2 separate regions of the Mus musculus genome follow, and region 1 is linked to region 2. The links are chromatin loops, found by intact Hi-C in ENCODE. Cell type or tissue: heart. All regions are shown on one strand.

Region 1 (5,000 bases), 170 kb before region 2:
CACTCAGGATGATATCCTCCAGATCCATCCATTTGTCTAAGAATTTCATAAATTCATTGTTTTTAATAGCTGAATAGTACTCCATTGTGTAAATGTACTACATTTTCTGTATCCATTCTGGGTTCTTTCCAGCTTCTGGCTATTATAAATAAGGCTTCTATGAATATAGTAGAGCATGCGTCCTTATTACCAGTTGGAATATCTTCTGGGTATATGCCCAGGAGTTGTATAGCTGGGTCCTCAGGTAGTACTATGTCCAATTTTCTGAGGAACCACCAAACTGATTTCCAGAGTGGTTGTACCAGCTTGCAGTCCCACAAGCAATGAAGTGTTCCTCTTCCTTTACATTCTTGCCAGCATCTGCTGTCACCAGAGTGTTTGGTCTTAGCCATTCTGACTGGTGTGAGGTGGAATCTCAAGGTTGTTTTGATTTGCATTTCCCTGACGACTAAAGATGTTAAACATTTTTAAAGGTGCTTCTCAGCCATTCGGTATTCCTCAGTTAAGAATTCTTTATTTAGCTCTGTACCCCATTTTGTAATAGGGCCATTTGATTTTCTAGAGTCTAACTTCTTGAGTTCTTTGTACATTTTGAATATTAGCACTCTATCAGATTTAGGATTCGTAAAGATCTTTTTCCAATCTGTTGGTTACCTTTTTAAATACCCATGGAAGCAGTTACAGAGACAAAGTGTGGAGCAGAGACTGAAGGAATGACCATCCTGAGACTGCCCTACCTGAGGATCCATCTCATAAATAACCAACAAATCTAGACACAATTGCAGATGCCAACAAGAGCTTGCTGACAGGAGCCTGATATAGTGTCTCCTGAGAGGTTCTGCCAGTGCCTGTCAAATACAGAAGTGGATGCTCACAGCCATCCATTAGACTGAACACAGGGTCCCCAATGAAGGAGCTAGAGAAAGTACCCAAGGAGCAGAAGGGGTTTGCAGTCCCTTAGGAGGACCAACAACATGAACTAAACAGTATCTCCAGAGCTCCCTGGGACTAAACCAACAACCAAAGAAAACACATGATGGGATCCATGGCTCTAGCTGCGTATGTAACAGAGGATAGCCTAGTCAGTCATCAATGGGAGGAGAGGACCTTGGTCCTGTGAAGGTTCTATGCCCCAGTATAAGGGAATGCCAGGGCCAGGAAGTGAAAGTGGATGGGTTGGTGAGCACAGGGAGGTGGCAGGGGATAGGAGGGGTCTTTGGGGGGGGTGAAACTAGGAAAGAGGATAACATTTGAAATGTAAATAAAGAAAATATCTAAGGAAAAGAAATGAAATGTTATGCACACACCATTGCTGTTGTATGTTTGTCTTTCTGTATCCATGCTTGCATTTAGTCTTGTGCTCTCTACATTAAGTTGTGGGATGTGCACAAGAGTTCCTTCTTTATAAAAGATGGATATGTTACTGTGTGCTTAAACTGTCTGTTGTGAACTGTGTTGAAGTGAATGAGGGCACCTGTTTATGGTTTTGCTGCCTTGTATTTATTTACTTAAATTTTTTTAATTAGGTATTTTCTTCATTTACATTTCCAATGCTATCCCAAAAGTCCCCTATACCCTCCCCCCTCCACTCCCCCACCCACCCACTCCCACTTCTTGGCCCTGGCATTCCCCTGTACTGGGACATATAAAGTTTGCAAGACCAATGGGCCTCTCTTTCCAGTGATGGCCGACTAGGCCATCTTCTGCTACATATGCAGCTAGAGACACGAGCTCCGAGGGGTCATATTGACTTAAATGTTTTATACAGTATATTTTGACGATTTTCTTTCCCCTTCCCCAATCCTCCCAGATCTCTTCATCTCCATACCCTCCCAACTTCATGTTCTTTGTCTCTATAAGAAAGGAAAAAAGAAAGAAAAAGAAGAAAACAGGAAAGGAAATATCAAAACAGTTACTGGTTTTTCACTTTTCTTTTCTTTCTTTTTGTGTGTTTATGTGTTATATAATGTGAACAGTCACACAGGCATATGTGGAGCCAGAGGTGGACATCAGATCTTCCGTTTTGAGGGTTTCTCAGGGGACCTGGAGCTTTCTGGCTGGCTAGACTACTTGACCTAGAAGCCCACGAATGCTGCCATCTTCTCCTAGTGCTGGGATTACAGGTTCACCCTGCCACTCCCTATCATCCACACATTTTCATTAAAAGACTGGTTTGTATGTTATGAATCTGTGGGAACAGAAGCACACTGAGCATTAATAGCCCCATTTTATTGAGTATCAACTATGTGTCAGACTCTTAACCTATTCTGGGAAGTTGGTTTCCTTCTGCTGCCCTCACAGAGAGCTTGTCTAGGGAGCCAGTCTCTGGTCCTTAAGGCCACTCCCAGTGAGCAACTGAGCTGGAATTCCCTGGCTCCAATGTTTTTACAAACCCACAGTCTACATTTCCCAGGCTGTTTGACTGGTATAGACAGAATGGCTTGGCTCTTGTTGGGCCATTGCTTCAGCACCCAGCCTGGAACTCTATAAAATGTGCTCACTTCTGGGTCTCAGATTTGTCAACATCCTGCGAGTGAGTGAGCTGGAGCCCTGGCGGGTCTCCACAAAAACTGCTGGAAATCCCCGTGGATTTCTGAATCAGAGCTGCGTTTCTGACAGTCAGCAAGACCGAAAGTTCTTAGAAAATGTCCTCTGCCTCAGCAAGGGCTAGGAAGCCCCATTTTTCTTCGTGTCCAGAAACATAAAAATAAACATCTTCAAAGGCACAAAGAAAAGGAACATCGAGATCACTGCCTCGTGGCATTTGTATTTATGAAATATGGCTGTGAGTTTTGAGGTCTTTTGCTGACCTTTCCCAGCTGAATGCTATTATGTGGAGCCCACACAGGCAGGTTGAGAGCTGCTAGTGGGAGGGCGCGCTTTCCACTGTTTCTGTTCCTTCAGTATTTAGTAGGCTCCCTTGGTGTTCACTACCTGATGGTGGAGGACAGGATCTCAAGCATCCATCCTGCACTGTTCTCCTCTTCTCCTTCATAGACTTATTCTACTTCCAAGACAAGTCCTGATCATAAACAGTTGCTGAATGTTGATTCTCCATTTGGACGAAGGACTTTAAGTCAGTATTTTTCGTTCACTGTATTTATATATTGATATTTCTTCCTAATTATGAAATCTAAATCTATGTTTCACTAGTGACAATTTAACAAGTATTTCTCCTCACTGTGCTTTCCTGCATGTGGACACTATGTTTATTTTACTCACATTATAATAATCTATCTATAATCAGGAAGAAGCACTCAGAAGAGTCTGAGGAAAAGGAGGGTAGATACAAAGTTTTAGGAAAAATATAATCAGAAGTAAATTGGCTATACAATGTTGAGATTATAACAAACACAGATTTGGCCATATTTCATGCATAAACTCTACACTAAATATCAAACACCTATTTCACAATGAATTCCATATGAATTTAAAAAACATTTTCAGCTCTATTTCATTTTATTGAATTGCAGCTTGACAATTTAATACAGGTGTATAACATGTTCTGCTTATTCTCTGTCCCTACCCTCTCTTCTTTCTCTGCATTTCTAACAACTTTTCCCTCCCCATCAGTCCCTTTCCTAAGTTCATTAGTTCGGTGTTTGTCTCGCCACTTCCGTAGTTTGACCACTATCAATATGACAATTAGATTCCGAGTAGTATCAGTTAGAATCCGGTGGGGGCACCAATGCGTACACAATAGAAGATGACTATAGTCTTTAGGGATCCCTGGGCCCTTCCTCCATCTGTGACTGGCTGTTGGTGGCCTATTCTTGTGCAGACCCAGGATAATTACAGTTCTGGATTCTGCTTTATTTTTAAGGAACATGGCATGTTATACACTCTAAATTCTACTTGGACATAAAGCTGAATTTACCTACACTTAACTAAGAAACAGGGCTTTCCATTTAGGATTTTTAAAAAAGGAAATTAGGAAATTCAGATGTGAGATATCATGGAAGCCAGACAGTCTCTTCCTAGTTGCCTGCTTTGAAATTGCCAGGGATCAAGTATAGACAGAGTGGCAAAATGGCATAGCTGTGTAGAGCTGGAGTCAGAGTAGAGAGCAGAGGGCCATAACAATCAGGGTATATTTAGACAACATGGGTATCCAAGGGGAGTGAACTAAAATATTACTGACACAAGATATCAATGAGACCATGAATCAGCTCATCACAACTGATACTGAATATACAGGAAACCCTAAATAGTCATATTATTCATTATATACAATGGTTGGCCACCTTGTGTGGATTTTGTATGACCTTAAGTCACAAGCTCTTCCTTTTCCTGTCGGCCTGTAGGCCACTGTAGCTGTCTCTGTGTATGCTTGTACCCTGCTACGTGTGAGCTGCTTGTGCTAGCATGTTCCTGAGTGCGTGCAGGAGACTGCCTGTCTATTAGCCTCTGATGATTAAAGTTTGTCCTATCTGCCTGTGACTCCTCACTTCCTCTTCAACTTCGCAGCTTCCTTGACCCTCTTCTTTTCCTAGCTTCAGAGTCAGCAAACTGTAACCTGTGGCTCAGCAAACCCAGCCTCTGTGCCTTTGTTCACTGTGCAGTCCAGGGATGTTTTTGTTCTTTTACATAAATGTAATCTGGTGACTGAAGGCTATGAACTGTAAGTTAAATAATCCACTGAAAGAATTTCATTCCTTTAATCTCATTAATTTCAGGTGTATTAGTTAAGCCTGCATCAGAAAATAAAGTTTTACTAAATTTTTATACTTATAATGTCATGGATGACAGATAAGTGAAGATGGCATTCCTTCCATTATATGCGAATATCAACACACTATGATTGCTTTTGTTTTTTGGCTCACAAACCAAAAAAAAAAAGTTTGCAAATGTTTGCTGTCCCCTGTTTAAAAGGAAAAGCTATCAGGCAATTGTGGGGCTTAAAGGAAAATGAGGGTAAAGGGGAGTTAAGGAAAAATGATGTACTCTTACTGGTAAAGGAAAGAAACAGAATGTTCTTTCACTAGCTATGGAATCCATCA
Region 2 (5,000 bases):
AATAGGCACGTTCCAAAATAGAAGAGAAAGTCCAAACCAGAACTTTCTCCTGTAGAGTGAGGTTGGGGAAATCAACCAGGGCTCTAACACCTGACCTGAAGCATCTATAGGAAAACTCTATCTTGCACAGTTTTTTTTCAAAGAAAGAGGTTTGGGAAACCAGAGACACAAGGGACGGGTCTTTTAGAAAGCGCCAGAGGCAAGGTGGGACAAGTAGGACCACCCAGGGAAAACAGTTCCTGGGTACCCCTGTGTTTAGACTGGCGCAGTGAAGCTCCTTGGCATCAGGAAAGGTACATTTTCGGCTAAGTGTTGGATACCAAATGTATACATATCAAAGAGCTCTCATAAAGATGAACAAATTTTATTATTATGGGAGGAAACACTCTGAAAGCCTTCAATAGAGGCTAAAATAGTCAGCAAGCACCACTGCATTGGAATTAGAGGGTGGAGTTGCAGCCCCAAGTAATGTGTAGGTCAAACTTATATTTATTAGAGATCATTCTATGCTCGGATTTGGAAATAGCTCAAGCAGAATCATGATAGAACTCACTCTACCTTTAAAGTGAGATGCTAAAAATTTCGTTGTGGTATTTCTGCATCTCTGATAACTTTATGACTTGTCTAAATTAAGCAGCCAGGAGAAGTCTGGCTCTGGCTGTCTGAGTGTTTCAATTTCTCTATTTCAGAACACTTTGAAAAATAAAAACAAACTAGAGGGGGAAAAAACGTAAACTTTAACTTGAAGCCGCTCTGGGGGAAAAATTAAATCTGTAAGAGCTGTGGGAAGAATGTGACAGACTTGGAAAGTGTGCTTTTCCCTGTCCTCCCACTGGCTCTGAAGGTCCTGTCTGTCAGCAACCACTGAGCCCCCAGGGATCAGCTCTGAGGAACTGCTCCTGAACTGCCAAGTACAATGCGATGAAGTCGGCATCCCAGTCCCTCTAGGCCAAGGGGCTCCTGGCAGTGGTCCTCCAGCCCGAGGATGAGGCACCTTGACCTTGAAGCTGCATTTACTTCCTCTAACCTGCAGTGTTTCTTGTAGCTTGGGGTGGCTGAACAACGTCTGCCGCCCCCTGGTCCTTTGAGATCTCAGTAACACAGAGCCACATTCATTCAGTTCCCAGGGTAAGTTTCTCAGCATCCTTTTGCTTGCTTCCTCTCAAGAACTTGGAGAGACTGGGTCTGCGAATGCCTATCGGATTGAAGAGATTCCCTCCGGAAGAAGAAGGAACCAGGCAGTGGTTCGAGATGAAACAGTTCTGGCAGCCCTCCAAAGTCTCAACCCAGTTCCCCAAATTCCGATCTGGAATTGTTGGGGTCTGCTCCAAACTTCACCTACCTACCTAGTTCCTCTTAATCGATTCCAACAAAGGGCATCGTTCCTCACTAATCTGGAAGTAGTTTAAGTTCGAATAGATGCTGGACAGAAACCTTCAGCCTCCAAAAGCAGCCTTTCCAGGATCCATTCAAACCGGTTCAAGCACGTTGTGGGGACGTTTCCAATTTTCAAGGTTAAGCAGTCTGTGTAATAAGAGAATATTATGGTGCCTAGTTATCACTGGTAACACCTAGAGGACGACCTAAGCTTCATGGCTGAAATAAATAGAAAGGTAGCGGAGAGAGTTCATGAAGAATTCCCTGTCCTCTTTCTTTAGACATACAATGTGGATGTATTCTCCTGGGAACGGTAACTATAGACTTCTTTGTCCTGTTATAGGAGTCTCTCCCCTGAACATTATCTTCATAACATTGGAAAACATTCTGGAACATGTTTAAAATAGTTCGAACAAAAGTGGTGGATATTTTGGGGGGTTGTCCAGAAATAAGAAAACTAAAGATTTAACGGGGCTTTGGGATCCTTAGCTCTGCTATTTAAAACCTGCAGCGCCATCTCCTGACAAAAACGAGAATATCGTGGTGTATGATAGCATTTGAATACCAAAGCCTGAAATATCCAGGTACCAGAGACCCATTTTATTTTATGCCTCAAAAGTCATTTCAATGATAGCTTGGTTATGATTAAAAGCGTTATCTAGACATCTATGTCCATTAAATACTTCTAGTCATGATTCCCAAAACTAATCATTTGTAAAGAGAAGTTTGTGTTCTAGTTTTACATATACATCATTTTATACACTCAGATGTAGTTCTCTGGTGATTTATAATACATTTTATTTAGTAAATTGAATAAAAAATGTCTTCATAGAAATTAAATCACATGTTAATTTGTAAGTAAAACTGAACAATTTCATGCAAAGGATGCTGTAATCTTAAGTACTGTCAAGAATGAACACTTCGGTTAATATTTAGCTGTTCAGTTACTATTCAGATGATTTATCACAGTGTTGCAAAATGTGACTATTGTCGTCAAGAAGCAGCCCTCCACCCCCTGCTTTGAGGTATGTTGACTAGCACCTCTGGTGGAAAAAGAGTAGGAGTAGAGGTGATATTTCCAGACATGTTTGCATCCTCATAACAAACATCAGCAGGTAATCCAGCCGCATCACCTCAGAGACCTTCACGTTCTCTAGGCAACAGTTTCCTCACCATACAGTCCTGCAGAACAGCCAATCTAGGCTTTGCTCCTGAAATGTCATCTAGGGTAACACGTGTCCAGAAAAGCTTACTAGGATTGGCCATTCTTAACAGTTGGCATTTTTGAAGTGTATTTTTAAGAAAGCTCACTTTTTATTAATAAATCAAAAACTGGTAAAGTCCAAAGATAGGGCTGGGGTAGATAGCTGATGGAGTAACAAAGTGCTTGATTAACATGTCCAAAGTGCTAGATTTCATTTTCAACTTTGAAAAAAAAAAGAACCAGAGATGATACCCCTATTAAAACACTTCTCATTTATGATTGCATACACCGGCCAGCTGCTTGAAACACAAATACAAGTAGATATGCTTTTTGTAGTGTACAAAATATTATGAATAGCCTTCAAAAATAGCAGATCAAACAGTCAAAAGCAAATGTCATTACAGTGAAAGATTAATTTTATTTATTACAGTGAAGATCTATTAAGCTAAATATTTGGACTCGTTTACTCTGTCAATGTAAGAGCTCCTGTTTGAAAGAAATTTGATTATATATAGGAGGAACTAGATAAACAGATGGTTAGCTACAGAGCTGTTCACAGTAAAATTTGAAAGTTAGCATGGATAAGTTTGACACACTCTAAAACATTTTTGATGTGGTCACCTGATCTACTCTACCAATTGGATATTGTTGCCTATAATTATGTTAAGCGATATTAAAGAAATTTTAACTTGGCTGTATTATTAATACATTTCACTGAAAAGTATGGATTCAGTTGTCTGGTCAGAACACAGGGTGAGAAGCTCAGGAGAGGGCATGGAGGGAGGAAGAGATCACATGTGTGTGTGGTAAATTTGTACAGTATTTAAGTTAGTATTATAAATTAAATTAAAATTATATATATATATACATATATATATATATATATATATGTATGTATGTATTGGGGAGAAAGAGAGAGAGAGAGAGAGAGAGAGAGAGAGAGAGAGAGAGAGCTGGATACCCAGGAACTGAAGCAGGACTAAGAGAACCAGGGCTATGTCACAAGACTTGGGCTCAAGCTAACAAATACAAAACAGGAACTGACAGCTGCAAGACATGGTGAAATGAGTGTCAATACCAAACGGCATCTTCTTATGAAAATGTCCTTGCCTAATCTATGAAGGACTACACCTTACAACACCCTAAGTTTATACAATGCCCATTGGGAGAATGGCATCCCCACGCAGGTGCTATAGATACAGGAATACATTCTTCAAACTGACTTGATGTCAAAACAAAACAAAACAACAACAGCAGGAACAAAACCACTCTTGCTGTGGATGAGACATTCAGATTTTTTTTTAGAAACATTGTTTATATTTTTACTTCCTTCCTATATTTGTAAGAACAAAGCTCATGAAAAAAAATTAAAAGAAAGCAATTGGCAGAAAAGGAAATATATGTATTTGAATCCAAAGGTATAGAGTATGTATATATAGAACACATGGGAAGGACTGTCATAGAGGCAGTATGTTTCTTTTAAGAAATTTGTAAATTCACATCTGTAGGACTTGATTGCACTGCTCTGTGAATTATTTAATAAGATAAGAATAGCATTAACAGAATAGCATATCTACAGCACATTAGTATCTTAATATGTAATATTTGACAATTTCCTTGGCCTTACTTACGTTCAAGAGGAGAATGGGCCTATTAATCACGCCTTTTCTGACTTCCTTGTAGGATTAATCAATGGAGGCTGTGAAACTGTTTCTAAGGTGACACGAGTTTAATTTCAATACGATATTGTATTTCTTGGACTATTCCGCCTGGACAGGTTCAGTGATATTTCATCTGATAGTTTATTCTTGGTTTCTATTTTATTGACTTTTTTTTTCTATCATAACTTTGTAGTACTGGCAGGTTTCAGAGCACTTTTCAAAGAATGGGCCATGGTTGAGTCATTGGATGTAGCCATTGTTAGTGCGAAGCTTGTATCAAAGTCCTATTGGTTGGCTGTATCAATGCTGCAGGTTTCTCCTTTGCCTATGGCCCATCAGACAGTTTCAGTTAAACAAGAGAACTCATCTCAAAGAAACCATCTAGAATTAATTTTTAATGAGATATATGAAGACAGTGCCTGGCAAAGGTATAAATCTATTAATCTATTACTTCTCTTGCCTTTTGTCACCAGCTAAGATGATGATTTTCATTGAGAAAAAAAAATGCTTGTCTGAATAATGTGTTTTTTTTTTAATCTCAGCTATTTCTAGTGTGCTTCGTTATTCTTCAAGATAAATTTTACTCAATAATTAGGCTTCCTATAAATTTGGAAATACATGTTGTGTGAGTGAAGAACACTATTCTATAAAGACAGTTTTACAGACAGCAAGCAAAGAAAGGCCTTTCTGCACAAGGTAAAAAAACAAACAAACAAACAAAGAAAAACAAACAAACAAACAAAAAAACCCCAAGTTTT

Evidence for each region. A loop is a pair of places that touch in the nucleus more often than their neighbours do. Peaks named below come from ENCODE experiments on the same cell type or tissue, not always from the same donor. Only the 100,000 strongest peaks of a DNase experiment are listed, where the experiment ranks them.
Region 1: it touches region 2 in a loop (2.1-fold over the local background); 2 of 42 quality-filtered maps call a loop at or near these places.

What each region holds. Positions count from the first base shown.
Region 1 is chr3:18,213,112-18,218,111 of GRCm38, reverse strand. The region is part of intron 1 of Cyp7b1 (cytochrome P450, family 7, subfamily b, polypeptide 1); the gene reads left to right. Among named protein-coding and RNA genes, the nearest start is that of Cyp7b1, 28 kb to the left of the region's middle. In heart, no CTCF peak of the experiment used is centred here; a DNase peak (open chromatin) is centred at 2,511.
Region 2 is chr3:18,046,668-18,051,667 of GRCm38, reverse strand. No RefSeq gene overlaps it. Among named protein-coding and RNA genes, the nearest start is that of Bhlhe22, 5.2 kb to the left of the region's middle. In heart, a CTCF peak has its summit at 1,907 (motif pointing left); a DNase peak (open chromatin) is centred at 907; H3K27me3 peaks cover 2,002 bases.